Linked DNA regions of Homo sapiens: all the other regions are linked to region 3. Evidence: chromatin loops called from intact Hi-C (ENCODE). Cell type or tissue: A673. All regions are shown on one strand. Links, peaks and the distances in the headings refer to the core of each region. The heading gives the core; the rest is flanking DNA.

Region 1 (11,164 bases), core at 2,035-7,034, 1.7 Mb before region 3:
TGACAGTAAAGGATTTACAAATATTAGTCAGATTACCGAGTTCTGGTCAAGACCTTTTAAACTGTATCTGCAGAGGAATTCTATGAGGAAATTATATACCAACAGTTTTCTTCATTTGAATAATGCTGTGTCTATTAATCTTGGGAACAATGCATTGCAGGACATTCAGACTGGAGCTTTCAATGGTCTTAAGATTTTAAAGAGACTATATCTACATGAAAACAAACTAGATGTCTTCAGAAATGACACCTTCCTTGGCTTGGAAAGTCTAGAATATCTGCAGGCAGATTACAATGTCATTAAACGTATTGAGAGTGGGGCATTTCGGAACCTAAGTAAATTGAGGGTTCTGATTTTAAATGATAATCTCATCCCCATGCTTCCAACCAATTTATTTAAGGCTGTCTCTTTAACCCATTTGGACCTACGTGGAAATAGGTTAAAGGTTCTTTTTTACCGAGGAATGCTAGATCACATTGGCAGAAGCCTGATGGAGCTCCAGCTGGAAGAAAACCCTTGGAACTGTACATGTGAAATTGTACAACTGAAGAGTTGGCTGGAACGCATTCCTTATACTGCCCTGGTGGGAGACATTACCTGTGAGACCCCTTTCCACTTCCATGGAAAGGACCTACGAGAAATCAGGAAGACAGAACTCTGTCCCTTGTTGTCTGACTCTGAGGTAGAGGCTAGTTTGGGAATTCCACATTCGTCATCAAGTAAGGAGAATGCATGGCCAACTAAGCCTTCCTCAATGCTATCCTCTGTTCATTTTACTGCTTCTTCTGTCGAATACAAGTCCTCAAATAAACAGCCTAAGCCCACCAAACAGCCTCGAACACCAAGGCCACCCTCCACCTCCCAAGCTTTATATCCTGGTCCAAACCAGCCTCCCATTGCTCCTTATCAGACCAGACCACCAATCCCCATTATATGCCCCACTGGGTGTACCTGTAATTTGCACATCAATGACCTTGGCTTGACTGTCAACTGCAAAGAGCGAGGATTTAATAACATTTCTGAACTTCTTCCAAGGCCCTTGAATGCCAAGAAACTGTATCTGAGTAGCAATCTGATTCAGAAAATATACCGTTCTGATTTTTGGAATTTTTCTTCCTTGGATCTCTTGCATCTGGGGAACAATCGTATTTCCTATGTCCAAGATGGGGCCTTTATCAACTTGCCCAACTTAAAGAGCCTCTTCCTTAATGGCAACGATATAGAGAAGCTGACACCAGGCATGTTCCGAGGCCTACAGAGTTTGCACTACTTGTACTTTGAGTTCAATGTCATCCGGGAAATCCAGCCTGCAGCCTTCAGCCTCATGCCCAACTTGAAGCTGCTATTCCTCAATAATAACTTACTGAGGACTCTGCCAACAGACGCCTTTGCTGGCACATCCCTGGCCCGGCTCAACCTGAGGAAGAACTACTTCCTCTATCTTCCCGTGGCTGGTGTCCTGGAACACTTGAATGCCATTGTCCAGATAGACCTCAATGAGAATCCTTGGGACTGCACCTGTGACCTGGTCCCCTTTAAACAGTGGATCGAAACCATCAGCTCAGTCAGTGTGGTTGGTGATGTGCTTTGCAGGAGCCCTGAGAACCTCACGCACCGTGATGTGCGCACTATTGAGCTGGAAGTTCTTTGCCCAGAGATGCTGCACGTTGCACCAGCTGGAGAATCCCCAGCCCAGCCTGGAGATTCTCACCTTATTGGGGCACCAACCAGTGCATCACCTTATGAGTTTTCTCCTCCTGGGGGCCCTGTGCCACTTTCTGTGTTAATTCTCAGCCTGCTGGTTCTGTTTTTCTCAGCAGTCTTTGTTGCTGCAGGCCTCTTTGCCTACGTGCTCCGAAGGCGTCGAAAGAAGCTGCCCTTCAGAAGCAAGCGGCAGGAAGGTGTGGACCTTACTGGCATCCAAATGCAATGCCACAGGCTGTTTGAGGATGGTGGAGGTGGTGGTGGCGGAAGTGGGGGTGGTGGTCGACCAACTCTTTCCTCTCCAGAGAAGGCCCCTCCCGTGGGTCATGTGTATGAGTACATCCCCCACCCGGTTACCCAAATGTGCAACAACCCCATCTACAAGCCTCGTGAGGAGGAGGAGGTGGCTGTTTCATCAGCCCAAGAAGCAGGGAGTGCAGAACGTGGGGGTCCAGGGACACAACCACCGGGAATGGGTGAGGCTCTCCTAGGAAGTGAGCAGTTTGCTGAGACACCCAAGGAGAACCATAGTAACTACCGGACCTTGCTGGAAAAAGAGAAGGAGTGGGCCCTAGCAGTGTCCAGCTCCCAGCTTAACACCATAGTGACGGTGAATCACCATCACCCTCACCACCCAGCAGTTGGTGGGGTTTCAGGAGTAGTTGGGGGAACTGGGGGAGACTTGGCAGGGTTCCGCCACCATGAGAAAAATGGTGGGGTGGTGCTGTTTCCTCCTGGGGGAGGCTGTGGTAGTGGCAGTATGCTACTAGATCGAGAGAGGCCACAGCCTGCCCCCTGCACAGTGGGATTTGTGGACTGTCTCTATGGAACAGTGCCCAAATTAAAGGAACTGCACGTGCACCCTCCTGGCATGCAATACCCAGACTTACAGCAGGATGCCAGGCTCAAAGAAACCCTTCTCTTCTCGGCTGGAAAGGGCTTCACAGACCACCAAACCCAAAAAAGTGATTACCTCGAGTTAAGGGCCAAACTTCAAACCAAGCCGGATTACCTCGAAGTCCTGGAGAAGACAACATACAGGTTCTAACAGAGAGAAGAAAATATATTAGTGCTTTTTTTTTTTCAAAAGAAAAGGAAAATAAAAGAAATATATCCCTTGCTCCCTTTACACTTGTCCCAGTAACTCCATCCTCACGATCTTTCCTACCCTGAACAAAACTAAAACCGCATGATAACTAGAGAATACAGATGTATGCTCTCCCCTCTCAGATGCGATTTGGAGGAAGGGCCATACTCAGATCATTAATCAATGAAAGTGCCTTCGCAGACTTTTGCCAGCAAATGTTATCATTATTTTTTTATACTGAAACTTGAGACTTTGACTGTGCCATGTATAAGATATACTGGGGATCATTGTATGGATCCTAATTAAGTAAAATTCAATGTGTCTTTTTATTTTCAGTAACTATTTTTTTTATAGTTGTAGTTTTGATTTAAAGGGGGGGAAACAAGTTGACATTTGTCATTTGTGGCTTTCTTTCTTATCATCATGGCACAGATTCTGTACATGTATTAACAATGCAGTTTGCTGCATGCCTGGAAACTGCAAGATGGGGAGGGAGGGGGCGGGTCTTGCTCGAATGTTCTCACTCACTATCTTGTCTCTCATACACATATCCATCTGCAGACCATGGTCCCTAAACCTGCAGTTTCTTCCTGCTGGTGCAGGTACACACACACACACACACACACACACACACACACACACACACTCCATACCATTTCCATTCAACTCAATCTGCTTAGTTCGGGTTTGATCCATTTTTCTCCTCTCCATAGTTCTACCACCCTTCACTGCTAGTGTACAGCTCACAGCATCTCTCCTACCACCCTGGGAAAAGTCACATTCTAGGCTGGATTCTACTGAAGTAGAGGCCTGGTGGTTTAACAGCCGAAGACACACGCCTAGGGATGAGCACCCTCTTTGTGACACTTCATCCTGATGCCAAGATTTTTTGGAGAACATCTGCACTTTCTTATATATATATATAATATTAAAAAAAGCAACTGGGTATATATCACTAACAGCTTTGTAGGAAGCACTTTTAATGTTTTCTCTCTCACACACAAAGATTCAAAAGAAATGTGCATATATTTATTCTGTAATTTCAGTGATTATAAATTGTAAAGGTAATGTTTAATCATTGTATAGTGATTATGCCTCTGGTATAGCTTTCCTAATAAAAAGTTTTTGAAAAACATAATACATTATATATAGAGGATACAAAGCTTGAACCTTAAACTCCAGCTATGCCATGCCTTTCGTGCTTCCATTTTAGAAATGATTTCTTTTACTTGTTACACAGAAAGTAATTTATTAACGGGTTTGATGCACTGTGATGTTGATAAATCTTATATCCCACCATCTCTAGTCCAAACCAGGATACAATTGAGACTTAAAATGTGACTTACGGTTTACTTTTTTTTCCTTGAATTATGAATTTCAGTCTTAGTAACCAGTGATGCACTGTTTCCCAGGCAAGATGCAAGGGGGAGAAAATAAAGTAACTAGATCGCTAAGAAGTACAGGATTAATTAGGAGAAGATAATCTAGGATCCATACATCTTAAGATAATAAATGAGATAAAGAAATTGGAAAGTAAAATTGCTATTGTTTTTAAAATATGTAGTCCAATTACATGCACACCCTCACACACCCACACGCTTCCACACACACCCACACAACCCAATAAATATCAAAGGCCGTGGAGCCAATTTAGATGGCCAGAATCCTGTGAAAGCTGTCACTTATATTTGGTTACCATTTTCCAACCACTTACAGCAACTGGCCCCAATAACGCTTGAACTAAGTCAGAGGATGCTGAATGAGTTTTTCGTCATATGACATTAAAATTATGTTGAAAAATTAACCTGACAACAAACCAAGTTTAGATCCATTTATATGTGAGCGAAACCAAAGAATATTGGATTTTTATGGTGCCGGTATCAAATTGGTGGAGGAAACTTAAGAAAACAGACCTATGAGGCAGGCACTTATCTAAGTAGGCCATTAGAGGGCAGCAGAGTTCCAGAGATCCACAGACCCAGGACCCGCAGAACTGTGCAGCGAGGTCAGTGCTCTCTGCTAGGGTTTCCTCAAAGTGCCCATAGCAGGAATTATCATTAGGTGTTGAATGTAATTCATCACAAGTCACTGAAGCCTTACATCACAATTTTTTCCACAAAAAGAGAATGAGTCTAGCAGCTTCTGAAGGTGTGTGACTACAATAGCACGAAGGCATTGTAGTAACAAAATGAAAAGCCCCATGAATGTCTACAAGAATATATTTATATTCCTCTTAATTAATTATATAGAAATATCAGCATAGGTATGCATAAAAATAAAAAAGACAAGTATATACATATAAAATTGCAGTTTTGGGGCTCTTGACATGTATCTATAACTTTTATGCTCAATTATTTGAATATAATTTGGAATTATTTTAAAAGGAAAAAGCCCATGAACATCATTCACTTTATCTGTCTGTGTAATATTGAAATGAAGCTCTTATGCAGAAGAGTCAGGCCAATTATTAGATAAGTGTCATTCTTCTTTTTTGTTTTATCTTCTTCTTTTCTTTCTTGTTTTCTTTTTTTACTTTCCCACAAATCACCTTTCTTCTGGTTATCCCACCTCCTTTATTCTTTCTAATCATCTGTCTCTTTTTTTTAAGGTACATAAAACCAATATTACACTTTAAGTGTTTTAAAACCCAAATTACAGAGTCTCTCTGAACTAGCAATTTATCATACTTCCATTCCTCCTAATCAAATGGTTTGGGGAATAATAGAAAGCATATGCATAGTAAAAACTTAAAAGTGCAAAGCTAGATGCTTCAGATAGTAGTCCTCATTTCCTTAATGACCACGCACATATTCATAACACAGCATTTTATACAAATCAGGCTAAAGTACAATCTCAAAAGACCCTGGTGCTTTCAACGTTTGAAAAATGAGTGCCCATAAACAATATCAAATCACAATATAACTTGATAATTATAATGTTTATATTTCACTTATTAAATACAGAAAGACTGTTTGGTCTTAAATATAGGTGGTACTTTCACCCTTGAATGAGAAATAAATTTATTTATTTAGCAAAAATAAATTTATATGAGAATGGAATTTTGTATTTAAGGGAATAGTTTTTTGCTTTTATGGAATTTTCCACCCCCTGGTTAGGACATTTATTTTTGCTGTGCATTCAAATTACCTAAGTTAGCTTCAGTTTATAATACTAGATCTGATTTCATTAAACACGATGGATATTCATGTAGGTACTATGATTATAATATGTTTTATGTTTTTGCTGTAGTAAAATATTTATTTTTAAGAAAAAGTTAGATTACTAATTCACTTCATTGTGAGGACTAACTTGACTAAAGCAGACCCAGTTCTGGCAGTTACTTGCTATTATTCATTGCTATTTTTATTACCAAGTATAGTAATAATATTTAGAAATAATAAAAATATTGTAATATCTCAAACTATAAGATGATTAGTGAGAAATAATTGGAAATGAACTATTAGTTTAATTCAATAAGTTTTAACATCATGTTATACATCATATGTGGTATTATTTATGTAGATGTTTTTATATTTTTATTTAGAATGCTATATTATTTTATGTAATTGCAAATACTTAAATATAAGGATGATGAACACTATAATTTTAATAAACTTTAGAGAGAGGGAATCGAAAGGAAAATTTAATGACTGAGCTTGAAGATTTCTTTTGAAACCTGGCACTATTACTTTAAACCCTTGATATTTGAAAAGAATATGTTTAGGATTATGAAAATTTATAATGCAATTATAGAACAAAAGAACTTTAACCATCGCAACACATTATTTTGATTCACTCAGTGTAAATTCATCATTCGTACAGTCCTGTCCTTTTGCAATTATGTTGTCTAGGACAATAAATGTTACGCTTTTGTGAAATGGCTATGACAAAGGGAGCATTAATGAAATGCTACACAAAATTTGAGAAATACGACTATAACAAGTCAAGATAATGTGAGAGGAAGTGGTAATCAATGGACACTCCATCTTAAGTGATTTGAGCTAGTTTCATTTGAACTTAGACATTTATAACTTACACTTAGCTCAAAATTTTCCACTGAATATTCAGGTGAACAGAACACAAATAAGTATCACTAAAATCACCGTATTCACTTCAATATACTATGTTCTGTTTAATATACTATAGGCCTTTTAAAAGTAATAGGAGCAATAACACATGTATAATTGGGCCATTGTGTGTGTGTGTGTGTGTGTGTGTGTATATAGTACTATTATATATGTATATACATTGTATATACATGTATATAGTTTATATATGCTGAATTTTACTTATATGTAAATTACACATTTTTTATTACATGTATAACAATTTCTGTTTTATGCATTTATTTTTCTTGCTTCTGTCTAGCCACCATCCAAGAGAAGCTGGATGAAATTTTGAGTCTTCACTTTCGGAATATTCACATGTAAAAAGTAACACTGTAATTAATATTTCTGAATTTATAAGTTATTTTATCTTCCAATTTGTTTCATTTTGTTATTTAAATCATAGGGAATACATCTCAGTGAGATTGTGATTTATTTTAAGTCTTCAGAAGTCTTCAGAGTATAGGAACTAATTTCTTCATATAAGTATGCAACATAAGTCTAATAAAAAGCAAGTACTTATTTTTCCATTTTTCTATTTATAGAATAAATTTTACAGGTAAAAACAATTTAATAACTTCATTAATTAGACAAGACCTTTTAAATTTATCTAGGTCTGTAGGAAAAGTGAGATCTTAAAGGTGAAATATAAGAGAAGTAAGATCCAGTTTAAGACATCCAACATCCCATTTTACTTTTAAAACATCATCCTTAAATTAAAATGTTTGATAATAGTAGTAATAATAATAAACAAATATTACCATCTTTAGTTTGCTTATAGGGAATCTGAATTGAAGAGACATAATTTTTATATGGAGAAATCAAGTGTATACCAGGGGTTAGTAGTTGTGAAGAGGCAACATGCTATGGCCATCTTCTTTTATTTTGGTAATTTTTACTCCTGATAATACAAATTCTTGAGAAATTGTATTTTTTTCTATTGCACTCACACAGATGATTTTTTACATTAAAAAATTCTAATAGAAAATAATTCTTGTGGTGGATTTCAAAGATATACAGCCCAAAGGCATCATAATAAATTTACAGTTCGACCCAAACCAACTCCTACAGTACCATTAAACTTTAAAACCCAATGAATGTTAGTAAAAAGAAGCCTTTCTTCTTCACCACCCAGTAACAGAAAGGCTCAGCATGCCTAATTAAATGTTTCTTGGCCAAGTGTGGTGGCTCAACGCCTGTAATCTCAGCACTTTGGGAGGCCGAGGCGGGAGGATCACGAGCTCAGGAGATCGAGACCATCCTGGCTAACACGGTGAAATCCCGTCTCTACTAAAAATACAAAAAATTAGCCGGGCGTGGTGGCCGGTGCCTGTAGTCCCAGCTACTTGGGAGGCTGAGGAGAATGGTGTGAACCCAGGAGGCGGAGCTTGCAGTGAGCCGAGATTGCGCCACTGCACTCCAGCCTGGGGGACAGAGTCAGACTCCGTCTCAAAAAAAAAAAAAAAAGGTTCTTTAGTATATTTAGTCTATCTACTTACCAATAAGAAGTACAATGGATTGATGAGTTTGCAATGTATTAAACTGTATCAAAACCAAACAAATTGTATCAAGAAGAATATGCCATTGACTTAGATAAAAACAAACATGAATACTTTATTTTGAGTCAATTACAATAAGTGGGAGATTGTTCTCTTGAAAATGAAAGGTATTCTATTACCCATATTACAATGTGTTATATGTGAAGACAGAGCTGTTGTATTTCTGATACATTTTGTTAAGAACCTGTAGGTTTAGAGTCTTTTTGAATGATGAAACACTGCATAATCATTTTTGGTAGCTTTGAAACGAGAGCATAACTTCCCTAAACCTGGGCATGTCAAAGTTAGCTCTGAAAAAAAAGATGTTGAAAGAAAGATATCACCTGATTGTGTGGAGAGATGGAAAGAAGTTCTGTTCTTCCTGCAGAACTTATTGCTTTCACTGTTGCTGACATCCCTGCTTCTACTTCTGTTTCTGACTCAGTGCCAAGATATTCTTATGACTAAGGGCATATGCATTGAGCTCAAATCAGGTGTCAAAGCAAGATCAGAGATTGATGACAATTCTTACACCCAGTAACAAAATGCCCAAGTCACTTAGTTTTGTACCTAGGCTGAGAAGATAATTCAACTTATATCCCCTGATTATGATATCATTCATAAGTCTGATGAAAAATGTCAGAACCTATAGTAAAACTATAACTACATGTGGACATTGACAAAATCAGTTAAGTGTTTTAAAAATATGAAACTCATCTTGAAAATCTCAAAACCTTGCCTTTCCTCTTCTGAAATGCTCTTTATCTTTGCTGTGGCATCCAAAATATTGCCTTCATTAAAGCTACTAGAATCCACATATTGTTCCTCCTTTTATTTACAGTGTAAACTTTTGACTATTCAGATGTTATGTGGCCACAAAGAATTCTAAGGGGTGTTTTTTTTTTTCCTTCAGAATTCTGGTAAAACAATTTATCTTAAAATACTTTTCTTTTCGGTATGTGGTAACAAACTTTATGGTAAAAACAAGCCCATCAAAGATGTAAAGTATTAACAGATCCTGTAATTTTTTTTAAATAGAAAACCTTAAGGTTTATCTAAATTCAATCTTTCATGTGTATTAAATCCAATTGCAATTTTTTTTTCCCCTATACGTTCTCTGCTTAACCAAATTTGAATTCAAAATTGAAATCTGTTCCTCTGTTTCCTAACTGACCCTTCATTTGTTGTTTTACTTTTTTAGCTGGCAATTTTAAAAGTAGATAGAGAAAAATGTTAACTCCAAGTATAAGTATGAAATCTGTCTGTGGAATAACCAGGCCCATGAATTTTTCACTTTTTCTTTAGGAAATCTTCAACAAAAAGGACAATGGAAATATGGGGGTAAAATGAAAATGTCCTCTTTCTGAAAACCGTTTGATAAAGGCTTAATGGAGAAAGTTTGAACTAGGTTTTTGTATTCACCTTTAAGTGTCCTATCTTTGGAAGAGTTTAAATCTTGCAGTTGGTTTACTAAGCCACTTCAATTAGCATCTGTTAACAAATTCACTGAAAATCAAACCTTGATGATAACTGAACAAATTATAATTAAAAGTAAATATTAACACAAAAAATCACTAGGATGAACTGAAGTAATGATATTAAAACATTTAGATTAGTTCATGGTACAGATGTGTAAAATAAATGAGGAGGTCTTTTTTCCTCTTTTAAATAGTAATAGTTTCTTGTGTACAAACAAGAACTCCTCATTGCCTGCTAGTTAATTTTTGGGCCATTGTAACATAACTGTCCTTAGCCCATTACTAGAATGTATTTAAGAAACACAACCAATTATTATTATTTTTAAGAAAACTTAATTATCTATTAAAGTTATTATAATTTATTATGTAACGTTTCAGAGCAATGACTATTGCAGAGCCAAATATACATAGTTTAAAGTATTTTTGTTACCTGTAATATTGCTCCCCCCTTTTATTTTTATGGTTTGAATTTTAACAGTATAAATGATAATGACATTGCATTTTAATTTGGATCTTATACGCTTCTCTCTTTATAAATGTGGATAACGTAAGTGAACATTGCTCAAATGAATTCTGGATGTGTATATATATATAGATATAGATATATACATATATACACACACACACACAATGCATATATATGTGGACACCATCTACTAACATTTTTATGAAACAAATGACAGTTTACATACTGCATTATTGCACAGATGTAGTTTTTAATAAAGGCTTAAATTTAAGCTTCAAAATAGGGTAAGATGTGGTGTGGAATGTTGAACAGTATATAAAACTGTAGTTGGTAATATTTTATTTGTTAAATGAATCAGGCTTGGGTTTGACACTTACTCACTTCTCATGTTAATTTCAACATGGCTACCCAGTTGTGAGATACACCTTTCACTACTCCTATCCCATTTCAAAAATATATGTGAGCATTTCCATAAAGCATTGTGTCCTAACTCAAAGCAGGTAGCATGGAGATATTGGTTCTGTGGAACTTTTCTTCAAATTGCAATCTGCCTTTCCTAACTGCAACATGCACAGATCCGTCCTTATATCCACTGCAAGGGACATCACAGAAAAATGGAAAGAAATGTAGCAAACAGAAAATGAAGAGAGAGAGAAGATAATGTGTAATCAGCTGGGGAAAGACTTCTGAGGTAATTCTCATATGCTTGCTCATCAGCCACCATTTTGAGAACTATTATTCTCAGCAAATATCTTACCAAGCAAATACTTTATCTTTCAGAATAT
Region 2 (11,164 bases), core at 3,830-8,829, 480 kb before region 3:
TTTGGGTCTGAAACCGAGGTGTGAGATCCAGACAAATTGTATAGATTTGACTGTCATCAGCATAGAGGCTACAGTCAGTTATTTAAAAATTGTATAGATGGGAAGGGAAGAGAAACATGGTTGATGCTTGAGAAATGCCAGTATTTATGAAATGGAAATAGATACAAAGGGTTAAAAAATTGAGATAAAGTGTCCAGATAAAAAAGGGTTTTAATAAAAATCAAGGAAGGAAAGAGGTTCCCAGAAAAGGGGAGTGAGAACTAGGGGAATTAAACAAAATACATACTTAATGTGATCTGTTTTATGAAAAAGTTACTTGTTAATGGAGTGGGAATTTTAATCATAGGTTTGTGTAAAAATTAGATTTCTGGGAAAGTGAGTGTAAATTACTTTAGTATAAACCACTTTTTGCAAAGTTTGTGAGGGGAGTTAATGAGATAGGGATAGCTAAAAGATAATGAAAGATAGAGGAGCATTTTTTAAGATAAAAGGAATATGTGAAATTAGGATAATTGAGAAGGGGAATAATTAATCTATTAAATTGTTTGAAAAAAGAAAAGAGATCAAACATAAAACTCAGGTTTCTGAACACATTAATATTAAAATTAAAGATATACCACATTTTAAAACTTTGCAACAAGAGTGGAAGAGTGGGCAAAAATACTGATAAATATGTACTAATAAATATGAGGATTGTAAGTCAGAAAATTTGTGCAAAATATATTTAGCATAAAAATTGATCAGGTATTTTGTCTTAGGTTAGGATTTAAAGGAAACAGACACTAAGATGGAATTTTGCGTGAACAAAGTTTGTAACAAGCTTCGCAACCACCCTTGTGAGTAAGTGGGGAAGCAGGATTTGCAAAGGGAGAAGTTGGACTGCAATAAAATTGTAGCAAAAGCTTAAACAGATGCAACAGAGAACTCTGGAGTTCTCAGGCCCTTCAGAATTGGCATGTGTCAAGGCAAAGGTGCTGTGCAATTGCACCAGTCATTAGATTAAAGAGAGATACCTGAGAGAGAGGGTAGAACCTAGGGTAAGGCAGCTTTGTTTAGCAGAGGGAAATTTCTGAAATGAGACATAATCCACTCTTCCAGCAGCTGAGAGAATGTGTCTTGATATTGAATGGGAATTTCTGTGGTACAGAACACCCCCTACAGGTATTTTTCAAGATTCTGAAATTTATGAATTAATAGAGCTGATTGACCACCTGAATTTATTTTTTTCCAAGCCTCATTAAAATGAAGAGAAAAACCTTTTTGAGAAATGGAAACACATCTGTACTTCTATTGAGATAAAATAGATTCTATTTGGGGACTCAGAAGAAAAATAATTGAGAATCCAGGATGAATCAGATGGTAATGTGTATTTAAAACATAATATAATTACAGGATAGAAGCTTTTAATATAATCAGGGCAATGTTTTTATTTTTTAAAGCAGGCACAAAGTTATAATTTTTCTTTAAGGATTTTTCATACAGACTATATTGTGTGATTCTTCTAAAATATTTATTTTGAAGAACTATATTTATCTCCCACTAACTTAATAAACTCAGTCTTTACAGAAGAAGAGAGACTGAAATGTACTTGAGGCATTATAACCTTACATACATGCCCGGGAGACCTAAGATTATGCCACTTATAACCATTGGAAACCTGAAATAAATATAGTTCCACTGATATGTAACTATACTCTTAAACAGCTAAACTTTCCAGCCATAAAAAGAGGACGTTAAGATGGAGTGTCTAATAAGAAAGAAAAATGGAAATGGGAGGTTTTACTGACAGTGCCATGAAACTTAAAAGAGAATTGAATCAGGAGATAGAATAAAATAAATGTAAGAAGAGCAATAAAGTTATTCCTCTAAAGGCCAGAAAGGTGAATCCTTGAATGCATTTAGTCAAAAGCTAAAAAATATGGAAAATAATTTTTGAAAAAGCATTCAGTTCAAGAATCCAGGGAGAAAGCCTCAGAAGAAACACCTTATCCTGAAGAAAGGAAGAATTAACAAAGGTAACACCTGAAAGTAATAAAAATATTATAAAATTAGTATTGCATGATACATTGCCCTATTCAAAGTCTTTTCTCTTTTTATTTATTTTTATACAGAATTGTTTCAGAAGGATGTGCAAAACCTTTAACAATAGAAATAGAGATTTGTGGGTAATGAGATTGAAAGAATAGGAAGTAAAGCCAATATATATCTCAAAGAAAATAAAGTGTTTTTAAGAAATCATTATATTAACATGGTTTTAGCCATGATATTATAACTGGAACTAGACTTACCTCCCATCTTTAACAACTAAAAAACTACCAAGTTTAAGAAGCCCCTTTTATTTTCCTTTCATTAGTCAACGTGACTCTTAGGCCAGTGAAATAAAGAAAATAAATAACACGATACCTAAGATTGTTCTGGCCCAATTCTTGTATAAAATTTTTAGGCTGTAGTGCAAGACAGGTTGCCCAAACTGGAGCATGCTAATCTTCATAAGATGAGGAGACAGAGTATAGAGTTCGGGAAGGCCAACTTGGCTAGAATTCACAAAACAGAATTTTAGACAGGAAAGAGAGAGAGAGCTCCAGAGGTCTGCAGATAAATTACATCTCCTTCTGAATGTGGATTGGCACATACTCATGAGGAATCTCATGACCAAGGAAAGACCACTGGAAAGGAACAAGCAGAACAATTACTGGAGATCACATAGGGCTGGAAGTGGGTCATCTGAACAACCAGAGTGGAACATTCTAATGACACGTGGATTATCAAGTAGAGTCCTTCGTATGGCTGAATAAATTCTAGATTAAAAGTTATTCTGGACTTGGCTACCAAAGCATAAAATCAAGCATCAAAAGAATAAAACTGTTTCTGAGTAATTTAACTGAATCCTGAGACACATTTCAAAAAATTTTTTTTCATTAAATCCCAGTGACATAAAATTTAAAATGTCTGGCATTCAATAAAAAATTAGCTTGCATGGAAAGAAACATGGAATGAATATCTTTAATGGAGTGTTTACTAGGTACCAGAATTGCTCTAAGGGATTATTGTTATTTCATATAATCACTAAGGTAATTCCTCTAGAACACAATTATGTACCCATTTGATGCAGTGCAAAAATATACTGATTGATCGGGAACCCTGGCCAACAACACACACTCACAACATGGCTGAAATGAGATTAAATCTCAAGCTTGGCTGACTGAAATGTCTACCATGCGCTTGTAACTACTTACCTGTATTATTTTACTGTCATTTAAAGTTATGGAGCTATTCAATAATATTAAATACTTTCTGGAATGATTTGAGTGAAAATAAATAGCTGTAAGTTATAGGTCTGTTATCATTCAAGTGTAATATTTAAAGACTAAACTGATTTGAAATTTTATGTTTACTAGCTAAAAATAGGTGACTCAAATATTATTTTGTAACTCTATAGGAAAAATTAATTTTAAAGCATTTTTTCGCAATATTCTAAACAATGCAATTAACTATATGCAATTCGTTGATATCACACGTGAATAGGAAAATATACTACTAGCCCTTTAAGAGAGGCCTTATTTTTTCAGTCTTCACATCATCTCTCCAAAATACATCTTGCTTATCTTGCTAAAGTTTACAATTTCCAGTAGTTTCCTTGGGAATAACATCTGGTATAGGTCTCCCCAATTCCCATCCTAAAGCCAGGCTATCAAAATGTCAGAATTAAAAAGATTAAATCTGGAATCTTGGCATTACTAACAATTTGGTGAAGAGCCAAATTATGTTAACTAATAATAAGTTTATAAACTTACAATTAATTACGAAAAAAGTTGTGATAATTATGATACAATATTGAGAAGCTAAAACTCAAACAGTTCTTATATTGAAGGAATTTGTACTGAGGGAAAAAGTGAGGCTAATAGGATGCCAGATTTTTTTTTTAACTTTTATTTTAAATTCAGGGGTACATGTGCAAGTTTGTTACACAGAAAAATGTAACAAATGGGGGTTTCTTGTTCAGACTTTTTCAGCACCCAGGTATTAAGCCTAATAACGATTAGTTATTTTTCCTGTTCCTCTCTCTCCTCCTATCCTCCATCTTCCAATAAACCAGTGTGTGTTGTTCCCCTCTATGTGTCCATGTATTCTCATCATTTAGCTCTCACCTATAAGTGAGAACATGCAGTATTTGGTTTTCTGTTACTGTGTTAGTTTGTTAAGGATAATGACCTCCAGCCCCATCCACGTTCCTGCAAAATATATGATCTAATTTTTAATGGCTGCATAGTATTCCATGGTGCATAAGTACATTTTCTTTATCCAATCTATCATTGATGGACATGTAGCTTTATTCCATGTCTTTGCTACTGTGAATAGTGCTGATGCCGGTGATTATGATGGCAGCAGCGGAGGTCTGGACCAGCTGCTGCCATGCTGACTGCAGTGTGGCAGGCACAGCCAGGGCTGCATTCTCCGTGGATCCGACAAGAGCCAGGAACAGGTGAGAACTCCGTCCCCTTCCAACTTGGACGGGTGGGATCCCTGCCCTCCAAGGCACAGCTGCTGCCACTCAGCTGCCCCTGCAGACCCAGGCATCTCTGCACTTTCAGGGGCGGGAAGCCTCCCTGCACTGCAGGCTTGGAAGTGCCTGCTTCCGCTGCCTGGCCTCTCCCCACCCCCAGCACGGATTTCAGAGCAAAGTTAAAGCTGAGCCCAGGCACAGTCACAACCCGGCCAGGTGTGCACATCTCAAGGCAGAGCTGACATGCCAGCCACCTGTCACCTCGGCCCCTCCCAGACTTTGGGCGTGGACCAGCATAGGAGGGAGGCTGGGGTGGGGGCTGAGGGTGGCTCAGCGTGGGCCTACAGGTGCCTCTTGCCATGAGCAGCCTGGGCACCATGGATGGTGACAAGAGGCAGATAGGCTCTCAGGCAAAATGGGGAGGGTCCCCAGTGAAACCACACCTTCAGGTCAAAGATGGTCTGAGGCCTGGGGACTAGGCTGCCAGTTCTGGAGTGATAACTTACGGTGCTTTTTCAAGGCCCACCCATGGCCACCCATGGACCAATCAGCATGTACTTCCTCCCTTCTGAAGCCCATAGAAACGCCAGACTCAGTTAGACTTGAGTAGACATAGGGATAACCTTCCTGCGGAGAGGATCTACCCACTGGGGGTTTCCTCTTTGCTGAGAGCTGTACACTCAGACAGGATGACTTGCCTGCAGATAGGAGCTACCAACTGTGGGTCTCCCGAGAACTGTTCTGTTGTTCAAGGAAGCTCGTCTTTACCTTGCTCACCCTTCAGTTGTCCACTCATTCTTCCCGGACATGGGAAAAGAACTCGTGACATGCTGAATGGCAGGACTAGAATAGCTGTAACACAAACAGGGCTGAAATCCTCCCCCTACCACTACTCGCCATGTTGCGGGAAACAAGAAAGAGAGCAGAACTGCAGCTCTTCTGGGAGCCCAGACCTAGTGGTTCCCTGCATGAGGGCTGTGACACCTTCTTTGGCATCTCCAAGCTTCTGCGTGACACTGCATTCGCCTTGTCCAGACGCAGTTGCCCAAAGCAGCAGTTGCCCAAAGCAGCAGCCACGTGCATCTGGTCCAGCTGGCACAGGTGCCAGCTCCCAGGGCTCCTTGCCCCTCTGCAACAGCCAGAGTGCCTGGCTGTGTGCAGTGGCCAGAACCTGCACTCACTTGCCTACACACCTCTAGCTGCTCTGCAACTGGCTTGCCCTTGGCAGGTCTGGGATCCTGGCCATTAACAGGAGCCAAGGATAGCCTTCTGGGCTGAGTGAGCAGAATGAGTCCAGCAGGTGCAAGCAATACTTAGGCAGAAGACACCACTAGCCACAGAGGTTTCCTGATGGTGAGGCAACACCCCAAGGATCCCATGACAATTATATCAGAGGTTTTTAAACCATCTATGTAGTCAAAAAGTATACACACACAAACACATGTATGTACATCATGACTTGTATTTATAAAAATAAAGAATTGGAATGAAACAGAGAAGAGAATAAAGGTAAATTGTTGTTAGAATTTGTTTAACTGAAACTTATTAAAAGAAGTTCATATAGAGTGTTTTAATGATTAAATTTTATATCATATTATGCGTATAAGTAATGCATAATAAAAGTTTTTAGAAGATTGTGTTGTTTATTTAAAGTATCAGAATAGGTACTAGAAATATTATTGCTATGAAAGAAATTTGTGTTGGTAAATTTTTAACACTAACCTTGGTTTATTTTAAAATTCTAACACGTCATTTAGTTCACTTCAAAACTCTCTAGTCACTCATCAAATTTGTGCAATTTTAATGAGTCTCTTAAAAAGCAAATACACATAATATTTGGGTTTCAATTGATACATCATCTAAAAGTAATAATAGAATTGTCAGCTAAGGAGATATTATTATGATTAAAAGATAATATCTTCTTATAATTTAGTCCAGCCATGTATTTTAATTTTTTGAAAAAAGGCTAGTTATTTACTTACAACTTTTGTCAAAAGTATATCTATTTGCAATAAAAATAGAAAATATACTGTAAGCAAGTGAAATTATTTCTCTTAAAGAAGTCATCCATGAATCATTAATATAATGAACAGAACTTCTTAAGAGAAAGAATCATATGATGTTCATGTCCTTTAAAATTTTTTTCAAAGAAATAAGACTGCCTTTATATAAGTATAGACCATTTTTAAAGATAGTTAATATAAATATGAGAAATTGTTTTTGTTGCTCATAATGTTAAGGGATTTTTAGTAATGAATTACAGTACTGAACAACTATTCTCAAATGCAGAAATATCTTTCATAAGGTTCTACCAGCAGAGGGCATTAGCAGGTGATACTTCCCGAACCTTATCAACTGTAGGCAACTATTATGTGATATTAAAAATAAATAAGATAAAGTCTTTAAAGATAAATTTTATAACTTTGCAGTACAGAAAGGGAGCTTGCCTAACCCCAGAACAAACAAAACCGAACAAAACAATATCCAACACTACAAACAAAAAGGGAACATGTATACTTCTTCACTTGTATTATGCTTCCTTGAGGAATATCTTCTCAGCATGTAGGCATTAACCTAGCCACTAGTATTTCTGTGTGTATGAACATACAAAATAGGTCATACAATAAACTTTATTAGGCTAATAGTTTCTATAGAAATGTAGCTACAAACTCATATAGCATATGTAGTTACCGTCTCTTTATTAAAAGATAAAAGCTTAGTATGTATGGAGAGATTAAACATACTTCAATCCTGAGCTGAACTGATATTTATATTTGATTATAAGTACGAGCATCAAATATTTCTCACTAGGCTATTTTTGTAGTTTTCAACAGTCACTGGAGACTATCAAAAATTCACCGGGACTTGGTATGTATTCTGCAGGACAAGATCAACAAAAATTAAATTCTGCAACCTTCTTAAAGAATTTGGATGACTGTTTATTCCTATTTCTTCAAGGTATTTTATTGAGGTCATTTTGGAGCTAAGCTTTGAATGGTTAAAGAAATTGTTTTGAAGAAGGAGAAGAGAAAAATTATTTCATTTAGGGGCATAGTATGAATAAAGTTCATGATAAAGTACAGGGCATGGACTGCAATAACAGAATAAACCAGACTTGTCCAAAAAGAGCTCTGCTAAGAAAAAATAGGAGGTAAGTTTGGATGGCTTCCACCCTGTTACTCTGTCTCCTTCATGCAAAAGTTTTCATTCAGCTCCTGTTCAAAATATCAACTTACAATTTTCCACTTCTCTCCTTTGTTCTATTTTCTTAAGAATTCCTGGCTATTTCCAAATTGTTATGGTGATTTGCTACTGACCCAAAGTGAGGAGATGATCATATCATTTGTATTCAAATTAGTAAACTTCAAGAGTACACAAAAGTGTTACTGATAATTATGTCAGGACATCAAGTATACACCAGGTTGTTCCAGGTAAACAAGTACACAGATACTCATCTTGGGTATTAAAAAAAACCACATCCACTGACTTGGCTTCAACCATATTATTCTTCATATTCAATTATGTATGACAATAGGTATATACTGGATCTTGCCATCAGACAAAATAGTTGAACACACAAAACTTTAATATTCAATATAACAATAACTAATTATGATCTCCTATTCATCTGTTCCTCATAACCTAGCCGCCTGTTGTTTAAACACATTAAACCCAGCAATCACTGTGCCTACTTTTTTCTTATTTTAGTCTCGTTCTCAAAATTATATTGTTCCCTGTATAGCAAAAGCAAGTCCTACAGAACTTCAGCAACTTTCTTGCCTAACTCTTTCCTCTTAGAATTCCACCTTTAACAATCTGAATCTTCTCATTTGGTTCATAGCTACTCCTTGACCTTGTTGCTGTAACATAGTTACAAATACATTGAATACAGTTTCTTGTGATGAGCTCTTGATGGATTAACCCATTTTTCAACCTTTTATTGTTTTATGTTATTTTCATTTGCATACATTCTTTTTCATTCATTGTTTTTGAGTTCCAAATCAAGAATATATATTCATGTGTATATGTATTGTTGTATATTTAAATTTTAATTAATTTTCATAGCTTAGTCAAATGCATAGTGCACACTTAATAAGTAGATTTACAGGATATATTAAGCTCATGTATTATTTAAAGCAAACAATGAAACATACTTAATAAAAATTCATTGGATAAAGCATCATTGATTACTAACATTTATTTGTACTGACTCTATACCAGTCTCTGAACATGGACTATATTATGTAGCTAATTAAATACACATTCCCACTTTTCACTTTCTGCATCCCAACATAGAAATGCAACTTTTCAAAAGAATCTATTCCATCATTTTGAAGCCCCTGTTTCTTTGCCTGAGCCAGCTAATCTTTGATTGATTGATTTTTTAACTCAGTGAAAGGTAAAGATGGTTAAATGGATTACTGTGTGTGCTAGAGTGAAAAAGAGAATAAGGGAATGTTGTGATTGCTTTATTTCATTGATAAACAAACTTGTTTTAGGCATTGAGACTATCACTATTAATAAGAATTGACATTAAGACACATTATTTGATTCTCAAAGTAATTTTTTGAGTAAGGCACTATAATTCCCTTTGCTTTAATAGAGCTACTTTTTATGTTTAAAGAGGCTGAAAAACTTTTTTTAGTGCTTAAATTTCATAATTCTAGGCTTTATGTGTGTGAATGATGGTGAATCTATTTTTGAAATAAACTTTCAGTTTTAGAATACTTTTAAAATTACAGAAAAATTTTGAAGACATTAGCTTGTTCTTATATACCCCATACTGAGTTTTGCCTAATGTTAACATCTTATATTAGTATCATGCATTTGTCACAATCAATGAACCAATAATGAAACATTAATATTAACCAAGGGCCATACTTTCTTCAGATTTATTTTGTTTTATTAAATGTCCTTTTTCTGTTCCAGATTTCCCATAGAATACCACAGCTCATTTAGTTGTCACGTCTACTTAAGCTGTTCTTGGATGTGACAAATTCCCAGACTTTCCTTAGTTTTGATAACGTTGACAATTTTGAAAAATATTAATCAGTTATTTGTTAGCACATCCCTCATTTGGGAGTCGTCTGATGTTTTCTCATGATTAGACTAAGGTCATGGGTTTTTGGAAAACCATAGACCAAAAGTGAGATTTTCATCACCTTGTGTCAAGAATCAATATTATCAATATGATTTACAATATTGCAGTTAATCTTGATCACCCGGCTGACACAGTGTTTGTTAGATTTCTCCACTATGCATTTACTGTTTTCCCCCTTTTCATACTGTAGTAATTAGAAAGAATTCACTATGTGAAGCTCATATTTAAAGAGTGGAGAGTTATACTCCATCTCACAGAGGGCAGGGTAGTGACAATACAGTATTTGGAATTCCTCTTCACAAGAGATTTGTATGTTCTGCCCTTTTATTTACATGTTCAATCATTATTTTATATAACTGTGGACTCATGGGTATTTATGCCATGCTTTGGATTATAATCTACTCCTACTTCATTTTGTTGCTCCAATTGTTCCAACTTTGGCCATTGGGAACTCTTTAAATTGGCTCTTGTGTTCTTTTGACGTATCCTCTTCACTTGTTTGTGGTTCTGTTTGCTTGGTTTTGAGTGGTTCCTTACATTCTGGCACTTCAAGATGATCCAAGTTCAGACTGCATATTCATTAACTTAGTCTTAAAAAAAAACACCGATTACTTTAGCAGAGAGAGAAAGGAAATATACTGTGCATACTAACTGATATATTATGCATACCAGTAAATATTGATATAGGTATTTATTTGCCTCTATATTAAGCTAAACATGAATTCATACTGATGTTTCCAACGGTGATACAGAACTGCTTGGATAATTCTATGCTTCCCTCTTTCTTGTCTGTAACTTCCCACTTCAACAGTGAAAAACATCACTGCCAACATCCATCATCGATTTAATTGTTCTATGCAAATATACGTAAATAGCAGTGTCTTAAATTGTTAGTCCATAACCTATGGGAAACAATTTCATTTTCATTAAGTAGAATGCAGCTCTTGTGTGGATTTTCTTTCTCCTTTAGTCTGTAAAGACTACATTCATTGCAAAAGTTACTTGGTTCAGGGCATCTTTTCTTCCAAACCTCTTCAGTGAGCTCATTTCATACATTTGTAAAACAGATTACTTTCAAAATTCTGAATTCCATTCTGAATCTTTTGGCTGCTTCATTTAAAAAATAAATTCATACATTAAAATTTACTCTTACTGCTTTACAATTTTATGGGCTTCAAAAAATACTTAGTGGCATATATCTACCATTAAGGTTTCATAGAGAATAATACCATTGCTCTAAAACAGCTCCTGTGTGCTACTTTTCAATGTGCCCCTTTCCCCCAAACCACTGGCAACCACTTGTGTGTTGATTATTGTGGTTTAGCCTTTTCTAGATGTTACTTAATAGAGTAATAAAGTATGTATCCTTTTTCCAGACTGACTCCTTTAACTTAATACATTTTGAAGATTCATCTATGTTTTTGCATAGCTTGATACTTCTTTTTTTACCACTGAAAAAGATTCCATTGAGTTGATGTGCCATAGTTTATCCATTCGTCGATCGAATGACATCTTAGGTGTGTCTAGTTTTTGGCAATATTAATAAAGCTGCTATAAAT
Region 3 (11,164 bases), core at 4,020-9,019:
AGACACATTTAACAGAATTTTAATGCAAATTCTTAAAGTCTGATAATAAAGGGAGGATTTACATTTATAGGAAAAGAATGATCTATCCTTACATTATGTCACAGCAAAAAAAAGCTCTATAGAAAAATATCATCCAAATTCCCCACAACATTTTGTCATCAATATATGCAGTTGAAACTCTATCAGACACACAAGTCAACATATACAATTATTTGAAAACCAGACAGAAAAATATTCCAGATAATAGACCCATAAGTGAACTAGATATTGGAGTTTTAATACAGAAGGTGTAAGGCAACTATAAATAAAATATCAATAAATTATAAAAAAGTAGAAATATTTTTGCCAGAATAAAGTGCCAGAAAAAAAAAACAAATGGGAGGCATAAAATATATATTCAAGAATTAAAAAAATTAAATGTACAATTCAATAACTGATAATTAGCAGCAAAATTGACAAACCAAAAAGAGAATTAGTGATCTATAAAATATGCTATTAAAAATTCAAATTGAAGCATATATTAGTTCATTTTCATGCTCCTAATAAAAGCATACCTGAGAATGGGCAATTTACAAAAGAAAGAGGTTTAATGGACTTACTATTCCACATGGCTGGGGAGGGCTCATAATCATGGCAGAAAACAAGGAGGAGCAAGTCACAGCTGTAGATGGTGGCAGGCAAAGAGAGAGCTTGTGCAGGGAAATTCCCCCTTATAAAACCATCAGGTCTCATGAGGCTTATTCACTGTCATGAGAACAGCAAGGGAAAGACCTGCTCTCATGATTCAATTACCTCTCTCAGGGTCCCTCCCACAACATGGGGGAATTCAAGATGAGATTTAGGCGGGGACACAGCCAAACCATATCAAAGCACAAAGAAAACTAGGCAGGAACAATACAGAATAAAGCATGAGAGACATTTATGCCCTATGGAGTGTTCAAATATACATACTTTCAGAGTCTCAGAATGAGAGGAGAGTAAAAATATTCAGTGAAAATGTTACAATAAATATTGGAAGAGGTTTTTTCATACATGCTGAAAGCCATTACATTCATGGAGTTTAATGAAACAACAGTAACAAAAAAAAATTAAACAAAGGATGAAAACATTGTTAGAAAAAAAATAAAGGTGAAGTGATAGCAAAGTGTGTGTTTGTTTTGAACAGAAAGAACTGTTTCATTGACTCACTGTGGTAGTGATGATATGTGTTAAAATCCATAGTATTATACACCAAAGAAGGGTAAGTAAAATATAAATCAGGTGAAGAATTGTGACAGATTGCCTTCTATGTAACAAAAAGACTGAAAACAAAACAAGATTTTCCATAGAAATGGTGGATCCTAGTATAAAAGGAAATGAAATTTTAATAAATATTAACTCACAATTCTTAAATATTTTATTTTGCCTTTTTTTGATAATTTTTTTAAAAATATTTTTCTTTCTGTATTTCCAGTTTAGGAAAATTCTGTTGACCTATAATGAAGTTTACAGATTTTTCCTCATATCTGTCCAGTCTACGGATTAGATCTTCAAAGGTATTCTTTATGTTTATTACAGTATATTTTTATTTCTAGCATTTCTATGTGTATAATTGCATTGTCCTTCTGTTCTTACATGTGGTTTATTATTTTCATCATGGTCTTTAATATATTAAATATATTAAGTTTTATTAATATTATTTTTAATAGACAAATCATAATTTTATACATTTATGGTGTTCAATGTGAAGTTATGATATATGTATACTATGGGAAATTATTATATCAGGTTAATTAACATAGCCATCATCTCACCTATCACTTTTATGGTGAAAGATTTGAAATTACTCAGTTATTTTGAAATATGCAATACATTGTTTTTTACTGTAGTCACTCTGCTGTGAAATATATCTCAAAGCCTGTTTGTCATGTCCCCTTTGATCAAGAACTTCCCATTGCCTTCCTCCTCACTCCTACAGCCTCTGTTAAACATCACTGTGCTCTCTACTTTTTAGATTTCATATATAAGTGAGATTATACAGCATTTATTTTTCTGTGCCAGTCTTATTTCACTTGGCATAATGTCCTACAGACTCATCCATGTTGTCACAAATGAAAGGATTTTCTTCTTTTTTTAAGGCTGAGTAGCATTTCACAGTGTGTCTGTGTGTTTGTTTTTGTGTGTGTGTGTGAGAGAGAGAGAGAGAAAGAGAGTGAGAGAAAGAGACAGCTTATCCTTTCATCCATTGATAGACATTTAAGTTAATTCCATATCTTGACTATTGTAAATAATACTGCAATGAACAAGAGAGTGCAGATATCCCTTCAACATATTAATTTCAATTCCTTTGGATATATACCCAGAAATGGGATGGCTGGATCATGTATTAGTTCTATTTTTAGTTTTTTTCAGGAATCTCCATACCATTTTTCATAATGGCTGTGCTAATTTATATTCTCACCAACAATATGCAAGAATTCCCTTCTCTGCATCATTGCCAACACTCATCTTTCATCTTTTCGATAAAATCCATTCTAATGGGTGGGAAGTGATATTTCATTTTGGTTTTAATTTGCATTTCCCTAATAAGTAGTGATGGTAAGCATTTTTTCCTGTACATATTGGCCGTCTGTATGTCTGTATGTCTTCTTTTAAGAAATGTCTGAGCCGGGCATGGTGGCTCACACCTTTAATCCCAGCATGTTGAGAGGCCAAGGTAGGCAGATCATGAGGTCAGGAGTTTGAGATCAGCCTGACCAACATGGTGAAACCCTGTCTCTACTGAAAGTACAAAAATTAGCTGGGCATGGTGGCGGGCGCCTGTAATCCCAGCTACTCAGGAGGCTGAGGCAGAAGAATCCCTTGATCCCCGGAGGGGATGTTGCAGTGAGCCGAGATCACACCATTGCACTCCAGCCTGAGCAGAGCGAGACTCCGTCTCAAAAAAAAAAAAAAAAAAAAAAAAATCTGTCCTTTGCCCATTTTTAATTGGGTTGTTTCCTTGCTTGAGTTGAAAATAATTAGGTTGTTTCCTTGCTTGAGTTAAAAATCCAAATAAATGGAAAGCTATTTAGTGTTCATTAATTTCCAGAATTAATACTGTGAAAATGTTCATACTACCCAAAGTGATTTACAGATTCATTGTAATCTCTATAAAAATCCCAGTATCATTTTTCACAGAAATGGAGAACACAAACTTTTAATTCACATTGAACCTCAAAAGATGCCAAGTAGCCAAAATAATCCTTAGCAAAAAGAATAAAATTGGCAGCATCACTCTACTTGACTTCAAAGTATAAAGTAATTGCATCAAAACAACATGGCGTTAGCATAAAAACAGACACGTTGACTTATGGAACAGGATAGAAAGCCCATAAACCTGCCCATTTACAGTCAATTGATTTTTGACAGAAATTTCAAGAACACACAATGAGAAATGGGCAATCTCTTAAATAAATGGCATTTAAAAATTGGGTATTTACATGCAGAAGAAAATAATTGGATCCTTATATTGGATCCAAAAAAAGGAGACCTCACGAGTTCTAGAACTGACCTTTGGATCCTTATAGTGGATCCAAAAAATTGGATCCTTATATTTATATTTAGGGGCTGAGGGCATGGCACCTTTTATATTTAGGTTTTATATTTTTATTTAGGGGCTGAGGGCATGGCAGCTTCCAAAACAGACCCCTTCAAGGATAGTAAATCTTCCTCCTCGATTTATTATCCTCGAGAATAATAAATCTTCTCCCTTAAGGAGAAGAGCTCTAAAGGAGTTCTAGACTAGCCTGGCCAACAATGGTGAAATCCTGTCTCTACTAAAAATATACAAAAATGTGCTGGGCGTGGTGACGTGCACCTGTAATCCCAGCTACTCGGAAGGCTGAGACGGAAGAATCGCTTGAACCTGGGAGGCGGCGGTTGCAGTGAGCCAAGATCGCACCATTGGACTCCAGCCTGGGCTACAAGAGCAAAACTCCGTCTAAAACAAACAAACAAACAAAAAGTCTGAGTTATAATCCATTATTATACTGGAGACTTGGTTTATTGGTTAGGTGTGGGAGGACAGGAGTGTTTCTATAGTCGTCTGATTACTTCTTAGTCCTTCAGTGGGCCTATGTATCACGAGTGTGGCCCTCACAAGTGCTTCTTTCCTTCCTTCGGAAGTAGAGCTTTTATTGCCCCCTGTGCTCTAGCTGCAGCATTCCTAATCTATGCTTTTTCATTTCAGAATATTTTCCTAGAACAGTGTAATTCAATAGAAAATCAGTAATAAAAATATTTCAAAACTCTAAAAACATCACCAAATACATCGTACGTATTTTAGGAAAAGAATTATGAAACATATCAAATCCTGGAAATTACAGCTGCAGAAGTACTAAAATGGAAATACACAGTATTTGATTCACATAGTAAATATAATGTTGAAAATTAATGATTGTGCATCAATCTCAAAAAACAAACCAAAATAAAATAGAAATTAGAAACCAATAAAAGATAAATAAGTGAAAATACATAAAATAAGGAGTTATAGATGATATATAGATAGCTATAGATATAGCTAGATACAGAGATACAGATAAATATAGCATTTCTTCCTTAAGTTTCTAGTTCAGAGAATTGTTGAAAAAAATATTGGAAACAAGTAGTAACTATAATTTCAGAATAAGTATATATAATACTGTGCAGTCTAAGCATAAATTTAAAAACAAGAAAACAGAGCTCTGCATTTGCTTAGATAAAATATGCATGAAATAATTAATTTTTAAAAGAAATTGAACATCTCTTCTGGATTTATGAAATAAATGTAAGTGACACTGTGTGTGCTGTTTTTGATAACTCAGGTCTTAGCATTATAAATTAGCTGCCTCTTAGCTCTCTATGCATATTTATAAGCACAATTATGAATATTCTTAATTGACTTTCACCTTTTAGAATGTAACTTATATTTTAAATTTTGTTAATTAAATCAATGTTTTTTAAATAAATTACATTTCATGTCCACTATTTTTATTCAATCCACAATTATTTTTAGCAGAGAAGAATTTTGACTGTCAAAAAAAAAACTACCATTTAAGAAAATAATCATTTAGTGAAATACAACACTTGGAAGCCAAAAAAAAAAAAAAATCTTATCTTAACATATCTAGTAAAGTATCTTCACAATGCTATTTTTTATAAAAGAAAAAATTTAATTACTAACAACAGAAAATAAAATAAAATTTACAGTGAAAAATCTATAATTCCTCTTATAAATGCATATTTGAATTTATTTGGAATAGCAATCATACTTTCATTTTGAAAGATAATGAAAAATACATGATTTAAACAAAGATCTAAACTTGTCTAATGATTTTAAGAAAATATTTTAAGACAGTCTGTTCAAAGTATGTAACTTTTTTTACTGTGTAAGAATTAAAAATGCCCTGAAATTTGCTATATTATATGAAATCTATTTTTTCAATTTCTAATATTAATGATTATTATGTGACTAAAGAGAGTGTAAGTACATTTATTTTTAAAACTGTAAAAATATATGGTATAAATAAACTAATGGGTTTACTACATGTCACAATGAAATGGAATTTATGAGATTATGCATGGCTAAGTCTGAAGCAATTGTCATATCTTTGAGGAATGGACAACTTGAAAATACACTTAGTTCTTAAAAAGCACCGCATCTCAACCAAGATCAAATAAAATATTTTATTGACGGTCTCTTTTATAGCTGATTAGCTTTTTATCTTCGGAGGGGTAGGACTTTCCTTTTTTTTTCCCTCTTGACTCTTTTTGCTAACACTATATTGGAACCAAGCAATCTACCATTACTCCATTTAGTTCCTGGAAAGGCATAGATCAAAGGCTATTAAAATTGAACTACATTAATAACACATAGAATACTATTGAAAATTTATGTTTGCATGTTTGTATTTTAAATAGAATGTCTTTTAAAATAATAAATTTTAATAAATCAATAGTGCGTTTCTGTTCAGGTTTTAATTTTTGTGACTTAGTACTTTAAAAATGTTTTCTGAAGTTCTCTGTAGATACAGGCATGGAAACTGCAGTCTGTCTTCTTCCATTGGTGAAAAAAACAGAAAATTGTAAAGTATGTTTTTATTAATACTTGAAATGTGCTTGTAATTGTGTTAGCTTTTCAATGCATTTCAAGAAGCTTGTAAAAGTATCTTAGATGGAAGTGAAAATGTATATTAATCTTGGCATGAAGTAGAGAATACATATTTACATTTGGTATTGTTTGATTTGGCATTTCAACCTGTAAGAATCCTTAGTAGGGGAAAACACCAGGGGAGCCATCTGCTGGTAAAAATATGACCTGTGGACATGACGTATTTCTCCTGTTAAATTTAAAGAATCTTAGTACAGCTTATTAACCGAAGACATCAGTTTATGCAGAAACATAGTAAGGCAACACTAATGAAGGAATGAAACAAAGTGGAAGGCATAACATATATATTAATACTTTTTCCTGACTTAAGGACATTGAAGTTATTTCATTCTATTTACAAACAATGTATTTTGAATATTGTATTTACATTTATGCATCCATGCAGTCACCCATTTCTAAGTAGGTAAGTATTCTTTCAATTAAATATATTATTAAATTTGTAAAAATATTGGTAACTTATAAATACAGACTTCCAGCTTTTGTGTTCAAATTTTCAGTTTGACATCTAAGTCTAGATTTTAATAATTGCAAATATTTATGAGAGGCTGGTGATATTTATTTTTCAAATAAAATATTAATTTCCCTAAGATATTTATTTTTGTTAATTTAATACCAGCACATGAAAATCGTAGCAAAAGATGATTTTTTTGAAGATACCTTTACAGTACTGTGATTTTAAAAGACCAAGACAACAAAGTTTATTTTTTTGTTGTTCATATGTTTTATGAACAGATTAATAATTGACAGCAATGTTTTTTCTTTCATATATTTCAGACCCTTGATAATAGTTATATTCAAAATAATTTTCAATTTTCCATTTATTGGTTGTTGAAATTAATGAAGCATATTGATAGAAGAATAACTTATAAACATGCATTGAATCTCAGAATAAAATGGCATGTATAAATGGCCTATGTCAGCTTTTACTATATTAAGTCAGAAAATATATGAGTTGAATGAATTTTCTTGGTAGAATAGCACATTTGAAATTTTTTAGAGAAAACTAATTTGTGTGAGTTTAACAATTATATTACATAGAAAATATATGAACAACTGTCATTAATTTTATTTACTATTTATGTATTTGATTTTTTAAATAATTACTTAGTAAACAAACAGTAATAGTTGGTGATTACATGTTGAGTATCTTCCTTAGTATAATTAAAGTATGCTTGCTTTTTTAAAAATTTGCCTTCATAATATTGAAAATATAATTTTTAAGAATTTTTTAATTATAAGATTATTCTGCAAGCATGTAAATTTTAATCTGCAATGAACACTGAACTATTCATCTTAAAACTTGACTGTAAATGTTACATCAATAAATGAAAAATATACTTACTTTAGCAATATTTCTATAGATAAGTAGAAAGAGAGCAAGCCAGAATTTCATATTGCTGTAACAAACCTGCATCGTGGAAAAGATCAGACTAGTGTACTAGAAAATGCCTGCAAGCAGCAAATCTGGATGCTCATATTAGGAGAGTTACTGCAGGTGACATCTATTCCACACTGAAATGTCATAAAGACAATGGTGCAAAGGGAGAGTCAGCACTGGGTCAGCAGATACTGAAAAGTAGACTTAGAGGATGTCAGCATAAATGTACTAGTAAAACTCATGATCATGAATGATGGTGCCCTCAAGGAGCCTATAAATACATACACATTCAAGTGGAATTTTGAATGATCCCTGTGTGATTCTTTGAATAACCTGGGCAAAACTAGTTTAATACAAACACATGACACATTGTAACAACCGAAACTTGTTACAGAGTATGGCTACATGAAATTTCTTATAAAAAACAAACAATTTGAATTCAAATAGGAGAAATAACTATGCCTGCAGCTTATGAAGGAAAATATGTTGTCAAAATTTAAAATAGTAGATGCATTTGTTTTCATTTATTTAATATTTATATAGCATTAATACAACTGCCATTGTTTTAAGTATTTTACAGATATTAACTCATTTAATATATAAGAAACAAATATAACTCATGCATTACTGATTAAAAACAGAGTTTTTAAGAATTGATCAAGTCATGTAACTAATTATCAGAGGATCTGGGATGAAAATTCAGGGTCTTTCCATATGCTGCAGAAGATCATACATGATTATGAAATTAATAGAATCAGACAGCAAAACAAAATTTAGAAAGCACATAAAGATTTATTTCAAAATAGTATTTGTAATGTTCTCCAAGAAAAGAAGCAAGTAGTGAGATTGAATCTTTTATGAGTTTGAATGTAAGGTTTTAATAACAGTTATAAGAATTTTGGAATATCATTTTGTTGCTCCGGCACATGACATTGGTGTAAAGTAGAAACAATAAGAACTATTATATTTGGAGTTCTTGTGTGTTTCTCACGTTAAAAATGAATGCATTAGTAGATTTTCATTTTAGGTGGATCAACTCATCTTAATATTCCAAGAACATTTTTTGCTGTACCACTGAAAGTCCAGCATCCTGAGAACCTCACATGTCCTAGGCAAACAGGAACAGATTACCACTCTCACTCTGCAGTCAAAGGCAACAACAGACATTGGTTATGTGCCACTTTCTGGTAGAAAACATTATAAAACCACTGAGATGTTTGCATCTGTTATCAAATTTTCTGTATATTAATCTATATTTTTTTAGAAAAAAATATGTTGGGATATCGACTGTAAAACAGAATGAAGTAGATTGTGTGCCCCAGAAGAAAAAAAAAAAAACTAGAAAAGCTGCATTAAGAACATCTATGTAAAAACATCAGAGAAATATTGACGTCTCCAAGACAGGAGGGGCCATCTTTCTGGTGAGGGGATTATGGAAGACAGCAGAAATGACATTCTGAAGTAACATTTTTTCCACAAGTGTATTTGTGGATCTGGACTTAAGTCATTTAAGGCTTAGAATCTGAACATTTCCTAGACACAGGGACTCTGCTAGGTACAGTGAAACCAGTGGACATACAAGTGTTCTTTTGCGGCTGAAATACAAAAGTGTAGCATGAAGGGCAAGATCTTGATGAGAGGAAAGACATGGAAAACTCAGCCTAACAACCAGACTATCCCACCTCACACACATATACAACTCTTAAGCTGCACAAGTTCAGGGTCTAAACAATCAAGCAAAAAGCCTCTGAATGACAAGCCATAGCATTCCTGCAATCTCAGCAAGCCAAGGAGGAAAAGATTAGAGGTCAGATCCCTCTATTCATTTATTTATTTTAAATTTACTTTAAGTTCTGAGATACGTGTGCAGAACGTACAGGTTTGTTACATAGGTATACATGTCCCATTGTGGTTTGCGACACCTATCAACCCGTCATCTAGGTTTTCAGCCCCACATGCATTAGGTATTTGTCCTAATGCTCTCCCTCCCCTTGCCTCCCACCCTCCCACAGGACCTTGTGAGTGATGTTCACCTCTCTGTGTCCATGTGTTCTCACTGTTCAACTCTTACTTATGAGTGAGAACATGCAGTGTTTGATTTTCTGTTTCTGTGTTTGTTTGCTGGGAATCATGGCCTCCAGCTTCATCCATGTCACTAAAAAGGACATGATTTCACCACTGATTCCACAGAAATACAAACTAACATCAGAGAATACTCCAAACACCTCTATGCAAATGAACTAGGAAATCTAGAAGAAATGGATAAATTCATGGACACATAATCCCTCCCAAGACTAAACCAGGAAGAAGTCAAATCCCTGAAGAGAACGATAACAAGTTCTGAAATTCAGGCAGTAAGTAACAGCTTACCAACCAAAAAAAGCCCAGGACCAGATGGACTTACAGCCAAATTCTAGTAGAGGTACAAAGAGGAGCTGGCACCATTCCTTCTGGAACTCTTCCAAACAAAGAAAAAGAGGCACTCCTCACTAACTCATTTTATGAGGCCAGTATCATCCTGATAGCAAAACCTGGCAGATATAAAAAAAAAAATTCAGGCCAATATCCCTGAAGAACATAGATGGAAAAATCCTCAATAAAATACTGGCCAACTGAACCCAGCAGCACATCAAAAAAGCTTACCCAACATGATCAAGTTGGCTTCATCCTTAGGATGCATATTCAACATATACAAATCAATAAACGTAATCCATCACATAAATAAAAGCAATGAAAAAAGTCACATGATTAAGTAGGGAATCCTTTCCCCATTGCTTGTTTTTCTCAGGTTTGTCAAAGATCAGATAGTTGTAGATATGCGGCGTTATTTCTGAGGGCTCTGTTCTGTTCCATTGATCTATATCTCTGTTTTGGTACCAGTACCATGCTGTTTTGGTTACTGTAGCCTTGTAGCATAGTTTGAAGTCAGGTAGTGTGATGCCTCCAGCTTTGTTCTTTTGGCTTAGGATTGACTTGGCGATGAGGGCTCTTTTTTGGTTCCATATGAACTTTAAAGTAGTTTTTTCCAATTCTGTGAAGAAAGGCATTGGTGCTGGGAAAACTGGCTAGCCATATGTAGAAAGCTGAAACTGGATCCCTTCCTTACACCTTATACAAAAATCAATTCAAGATGGATTAAAGACTTAAATGTTAGACCTAAAACCATGAAAACCTAGGCATTACCATTCAGTACATAGGCATGGGCAAGGACTTCATGTCTAAAACACCAAAAGCAATGGCAACAAAAGACAAAATTGACAAATGGGATCTAATTAAACTAAAGAGCTTCTGCACAGCAAAAGAAACTACCATCAGAGTGAACAGGCAACCTACAGAATGGGAGAAAACTTTCGCAACCTACTCATCTGACAAAGGGCTAATATCCAGAATCTACAATGAACTCCAACAAATTTACAAGAAGAAAACAAACAACCCCATCAAAAAGTGGGTGAAGGACATGAACAGACACTTCTCAAAAGAAGACATTTATGCAGCCAAAAAACACATGAAAAAATGCTCATTATCACTGGCCATCAGAGAAATGCAAATCAAAACCACAATGAGATACCATCTCACACCAGTTAGAATGGCAATCATTAAAAAGTCAGGAAACAACA

Evidence for each region. A loop is a pair of places that touch in the nucleus more often than their neighbours do. Peaks named below come from ENCODE experiments on the same cell type or tissue, not always from the same donor. Only the 100,000 strongest peaks of a DNase experiment are listed, where the experiment ranks them.
Region 1: a loop joins it to region 3, with 9 times the contacts of the local background. A loop is called at or near these places in 3 of 110 quality-filtered maps.
Region 2: a loop joins it to region 3, with 3 times the contacts of the local background. A loop is called at or near these places in 5 of 110 quality-filtered maps.

The regions. Positions count from the first base shown.
Region 1 is chr3:165,179,485-165,190,648 of GRCh38, reverse strand. SLITRK3 (SLIT and NTRK like family member 3) reads left to right here. Exons shown (of 2, transcript NM_001318810.2): 2 at 1-3,929. The coding sequence ends at 2,752. Among named protein-coding and RNA genes, the nearest start is that of SLITRK3, 11 kb to the left of the region's middle. In A673, for the core only: a CTCF peak has its summit at 4,721 (motif pointing right); a DNase peak (open chromatin) is centred at 4,768; H3K27ac peaks cover 508 bases.
Region 2 is chr3:163,947,255-163,958,418 of GRCh38, reverse strand. No RefSeq gene overlaps it. Among named protein-coding and RNA genes, the nearest start is that of MIR1263, 220 kb to the left of the region's middle. In A673, for the core only: a CTCF peak has its summit at 6,807 (motif pointing right); no DNase peak of the experiment used is centred there.
Region 3 is chr3:163,471,499-163,482,662 of GRCh38, reverse strand. No RefSeq gene overlaps it. Among named protein-coding and RNA genes, the nearest start is that of LINC01192, 170 kb to the right of the region's middle. RefSeq lists an enhancer at 590-759. In A673, for the core only: a CTCF peak has its summit at 6,294 (motif pointing left); DNase peaks (open chromatin) are centred at 6,292 and 7,622; H3K27ac peaks cover 3,999 bases.